Regions from separate parts of the Homo sapiens genome. Here region 1 is linked to region 2. The links are chromatin contacts, found by Hi-C or POLR2A ChIA-PET in ENCODE. All regions are on one chromosome and are shown on one strand. Each heading gives the region's core, a stretch centred on a gene start or an enhancer-like site at or near the end of the contact. The rest is flanking DNA. Distances are from core to core; before and after follow the strand shown.

The links. Hi-C counts contacts between places; a loop is a spot of excess contacts on that map. ChIA-PET counts read pairs that join two places held with the same protein, here RNA polymerase II (POLR2A).
Region 1: a map of gastrocnemius medialis shows a loop between it and region 2 (10-fold over the local background). The contact joins the enhancer-like site here to the promoter of DERA in region 2. A Hi-C loop is called at or near these places in 1 of 168 maps with a recorded cell type or tissue (gastrocnemius medialis). POLR2A ChIA-PET finds 5 or more read pairs at or near these places in 1 of 52 experiments (activated B cell).

The regions. Positions count from the first base shown.
Region 1 is chr12:14,553,177-14,555,876 of GRCh38, reverse strand. It overlaps PLBD1 (phospholipase B domain containing 1), which reads left to right. Exons shown (of 11, transcript NM_024829.6): 2 at 2,465-2,684. It also overlaps the pseudogene RN7SKP134. Among named protein-coding and RNA genes, the nearest start is that of PLBD1-AS1, 13 kb to the left of the region's middle. Within about 2 kb of position 1,301, at least 22 of the 41 ENCODE cell types and tissues checked have a DNase peak (open chromatin) inside an H3K27ac peak, as active enhancers do; they include gastrocnemius medialis, where a contact is called at or near this core.
Region 2 is chr12:15,910,061-15,912,760 of GRCh38, reverse strand. It overlaps DERA (deoxyribose-phosphate aldolase), which reads right to left and starts at 1,429. Exons shown (of 9, transcript NM_015954.4): 1 at 1,347-1,429. The coding sequence starts at 1,377. RefSeq lists enhancers at 251-994, 995-1,739 and silencers at 1,142-1,491, 1,512-1,571.

The sequences.
Region 1 (2,700 bases), core at 52-2,551, 1.4 Mb after region 2:
TACAGTGTGACAAGGCATAAAGATGGTGTGCTTACAAGCATTGAGTTTGTAGAGGAAGTCATTCCCTGCAACAGAGGTGCTGCTTCCTGGGTCCTAAATAGCAATTTTGAGATTGCTAGGTGGCTAACCAGAGGGAAAACATCAGGCAGAAAAAATAGCATCTGCAAAGTCAAAGGTGTTGACCTAGTTACTGGCAGGTTGGAGAGCTGTATGTGATGGTCTCTGGATCATCGAATGTGCGTGTGGGTGATGAGGAAGCTGGATAGGTAGATGGAAACCAGGTCACGAAGGCCAAGTGGGAAGCAAAACTTTTTGTTTTGTTTTGTTTTTTTGTTTTTGAGACAGAGTTTCGCACTTTTTTGCCCAGGCTGGAGTGCAATGGCACAATCTAGGTTCACAGCAACCTCTGCCTCCCGGGTTCAAGCAATTCTCCTGCCTCAGCCTCCCGTGTAGCTGGGATTACAGGCGCACACCACCATGCCTGGCTCATTTTGTACTTTTAGTAGAGACGAGGTTTCTCCATGTTGGCCAGGCTGGTCGCGAACCCCTGACCTCAGGTGATCCGTCCTCCTTGGTCTCCCAAAGTGCTGGGATTACAGGTGTGAGCCACTGCTCCCAGCAGCAGAACTTTTAAGAAATAGAAACTATTGAACATTCTTAGCCGGCAAGCTAACAAAATCAGTTCACATTTTAGAAGTGCTACTCTGGTAGAGAACGAAGAATGGATTAAAGGTCAGAGAAACCTTGAAAAAGTCCTCTTCTATACTTAAACGGCTAGTTGTGTTACCTAAAGTAGCATAAAAATATAGGGATAAAGAGGTAGAGATTGGTGGGAGAGATATTTAGAAGGCTTTGATTAAACATAAGTTATGAGACAGAGAAAGGAAGCCAGGATGGATTCAAATTTCAGGCTGGGAGATCACTGAGAGAGAAAACACCACGATGGAGGATATTTCGAATCTCTAGTGCGATGGAATCATCCAGATTGTGTTATTAAGTGTGCTGTGGGGTATTGAAGATAAAGAGGAACCTGTGGGGAGAATGAGGAAAAAGGCAGGCACAGGAGGAGACTGGGGAGGGTGTAGTGTCCCAAAGGCCGTGGAAGGAAAAAGTTTTAAGAGTAAGTGGTCATGAGTCCAATGCATTCAGAAGTTCATATGACATTAGGACTCAAGGATTTTGTTAGTGACCCAGGCAGAAGACGCATTGGTATCCTGGAGGTGGAGAGCAGACTGCAGCCGGCTGGAGCAAGGGACAGGAGGAGGAAGTGCAGGGTGTGAGTGCATTCCTCTTTCCAGAAGGCGAGGCCTGGAACTGTGCCAGTCATGTTCACAGCTCTGTCACCAGCACTCAAAACAGTCCCTGATTCAGTGTGGACACTTTAAACTTTGTAATGATTTCATGAAGGGAGTGAGAGATTCTAGCAATAGCTCTGTTGGGTCACAGGATCCAGATGGCTTCTGTAGTTGGTTTATTTTTAGCTATGAGACAATGGAGCATGTTAACTATGCCAAAGGGGGAGAAGCTACTGCCGAGAGAGGGAGCTTTAGGGCACAGAAGCGAGAGGATACAAGATAGAACAGAGTTCCTAAAGGTGGTAGAGTGAGATCCAGAGCATGGGTCAAAGAATGGAGGTGAACCAGAATGGAGAGATGGGCGTGATGAGTGCAGGGATTGTGTAGGGACGGACCCACAAAATTATCAACACCATACGGAGTCACAGGTGATAGCTTCTAGTTTTTCTGCAAAGAATCTAATGTCATATGACATTAGATGAATTAAGCAGGAGACAAGGGATAAGGAGCCTGAGAAAGGTGATGTTTTGTTCCACCTGTTAAGGGGAATGGAAGAAGTTGCTGACTAGGGACAAGAGCCCTATTCTTGTCTGAATTAAGAAGTAGGCGTTGGAAGTGAGGGCAATCTGGCTGCGACATCTGTCACCCCATTGACCACCAGGGTTGATTTGGCTGATCTGGCTGGCTAGGCGGGTGTCCCCTTCCTCCCTCACTGCTCCATGTGCGTCCCTCCTGAAGCTGAGCGCTCAGTCAAAGAGGACGATCATCCCTGATAGAGGAGGATCGGTCTTCAGTCAAGGGTATACAACTAGCTGAGCCATCCTGCGAGAACCTCCAAACAAGCTCTCAATAAGTAGGCGTAAGGTCCAGCTCCAGCCCTGCCCAGATTCCCACCCTCTAAGGATGAAACACTCAGGCTCACCTCTATGATGCTGTAGCTACACCCCCACCTTTGACCTTGCTCTTTGTGTTTTGGGCTTATCCCCCTTGATTGGGATTCCAGTTTTTCCCCACTTGGAATTAAGGGCAAACTGTAACGGCAGATTTCCCAATTCTAATAGAATGGAAATCTTTAAAAGCAAACGTCTTGAAATTGTTGGATACATAGGAAAAAAATGCATCACAACTCATTTGAATGGCGTTTTTGTCATTATTCCCTTTTCTTCTAGGAGTCTACTATGCAACTGCATACTGGATGCCTGCTGAAAAGACAGTACAAGTCAAAAATGTAATGGACAAGAATGGGGACGCCTATGGCTTTTACAATAACTCTGTGAAAACCACAGGCTGGGGCATCCTGGAGATCAGAGCTGGCTATGGCTCTCAAACCCTGAGCAATGAGATCATCATGTTTGTGGCTGGCTTTTTGGAGGGTTACCTCACTGCCCCGTAAGTATCCCAGTCA
Region 2 (2,700 bases), core at 180-2,679:
GAAAAGGACCTACCTGTATGTGTTACATATAATTTACAGCCAATTTTCTCAAAATTAGCCCCTAAAACCATAACTCCATATACTAATACTATCTATACTGAAGACTTACTAGGTGTCCACAATATACCAAACTACTTTACATGTATCCTATTTAATCTCCTAACGGCCTTATAAGGTAACTACCACTAAAATAACCATTTTACAGATGAAGAAACTTAAGCGCAAAGTTATTAATTTGTCCGAAGTCACACAGGTAAGAAGTTAAAGATCCTGGATACACAGATATCCAAGCTATAATACTTAAACGAGACGCTTAAACCTTCTCTTGATCATGGTTTTGCTGTTTGAATTATAAATTTTTCACATGTTAAGAAATCTGAAGAAAAATTCTCTTCTGCCTTGGGATCCTGTTGATCTGTGACCTTATCCCCAACCCTGTGCTCTCTGAAACATGTGCTGTGTCCACTCAGGGTTAAATGGATTAAGGGCGGTGCAAGATGTGCTTTGTTAAACAGATGCTTGAAGGCAGCATGCTCGTTAAGAGTCATCACCACTCCCTAATCTTAAGTACCCAGGGACACAAACACTGCGGAAGGCCGCAGGGTCCTCTGCCTAGGAAAACCAGAGACCTTTGTTCACTTGTTTATCAGCTGACCTTCCCTCCACTACTGTCCTATGACCCTGCCAAATCCCCCTCTGCGAGAAACACCCAAGAATGATCAATAAAAAAAAAAAAAAAAGAAATCTGAACTAAGGTTTCTTGCCAGTATTTGAACAATATAAAAAAAGATGAAAACTGGGAAATAATACAGGTACTTTAACAAATCTTTGTAACTCTAAAATCCCATGAATCTGCAGTGTTACATTTTGAGCACAGACGGCTGACAACTTTTCCACGAGCACGGCCACTTCAAGGTTACGGTTAAAATTATCTACGGAAATACTGCATTAAATTACACAAGTATTCTATTAAAAGGAGGAGAAAGAAGGTTTTTATCTGTTTTTACCTGCTTGGGGGTTGTTTGTTTTGGGTTTTGTTTTTTGGGTTGTTGGGTTTTCCAACCAGCGAGCTAGAGTGAACGAAAAGGCAGGAAGATAATAATCTAACCCTTTCCTACTCCTTCCGCATACAAGAGTAAAAGCTTAGGTGCAAAGACAAGCGGCGCGAACGTGCCGGGTTCGGCCTTTACTTGGGGTGAGGGCTGACCAGACGCCACTGCTTCCCGCCCCAGCGAAAACCCCTCGGGGACCCACAGCCAGGGCACTGGGCGGCAGCAGGCCCCGCGCTAGTCCCGGCGGCGCTGAACGCGAGGGAGAGGGGATGGGGAGCCCCGCGGGCCCCTTACCGAGCTCGGTGCCCCGATTGTGCGCGGACATGGCGCGGGCAGCTCCGGAGCTGCCGGCTGGTAGGCGCCCGCCTCTGCGCCGCGCCCGGCCCTTCCTCCTTCCCGCCAGCTGGAGCGCTCGCCCCGCCCCTGCCCGCTCCCGGGGCGGAGTCGCGGGCCCGGGCTACGAGGTCTGTACCCTAGGAATATTGCTCCGCAAGGAAATCTCGCTGCTCCCCTCCCCCGTCTTCTCCACGAGGTACCGAACCGGAGCGCTAAGTAGCTCCCGGAAATAATGCTACCAACACCCTTTAAAAAATACTGAAGTTGCCAATTGCACGTAATAAAAATATTCCTAGAAACTTTTAACTGTAAGATTATATAACAAGAAGGAAGAAGATCCAAGTGCAGAGCTCTGCAACTTAAGGTCTGAAATGTCAGCAGGGATCCCATATCCTTGTTAGGGAAACCAAGGTGCAATCAAGGGCCCCGGGGCACACTGACTTTTCTAATCTACACATCATGAAAAGAAGCAGCTATGTGGCCTGAAGAAGGCAAGGGCTTAGGAGTCAGAAGACCTGGTTTCTTAGCCAAGCTCGGGCAATAATTAAATGTGTGACCCTGGGCAAATTAACTGCTTTTCCGAGCTTCATTTTTCTCATCTGTAAAAGAAGACCTTGACAATTTCTTGGTTCTTCAAAATACTATGATTCTATAAAGGTAAAATGCTTCAGCCTGATTTCTCTGTGACCAAGAGGTTAAAATCGTCGAGTCACTCCACAATCTCAATATAGTTAACTTATCTGTACTCACGTTTAGAGGCACCTCTGCTATGAAAACAGTACAGTTAGTTATGATTTGTCTACCATGAGCCAGTTATTGTGCTAGGTGCTTTCATACATCATATATAGATGTATGATAGCATTTGAGTCTCTGAACAATCCTGCCAATAATGTATTTTATCTCCATTGCTGTAACTTTAGACATCAAAGTTCTGAATAGAAAGGCATCCTGGTATAGGGGAAATACAGTGAGCTCAAAATGAGCTGAACCCATTAATATACCAGCTCTTCCATTTAATAAATGTAACTTGGCAGTTCTGGAAATAATAGTCTGTCTACTTACCTGTAAAGTGGAGATGATCAAAATATGTTCACCTTGCAAAGCTGTTGAATGTATGCAAGGCACCTAGTACATAACATGGCATACAGTAGATACTTAAAAAATGGAAGCTGTTAATGTTATTGTCAAGTTCACACAGTAATTACTGAGCTGTTTTAAATAGGAATAGTAATATTTGTATACTCCTCTACATTGAGCTTTCAGCCTTGTCCACACACAGCCACTGTTGAATGTTTCGGATGTGTGTAGATCT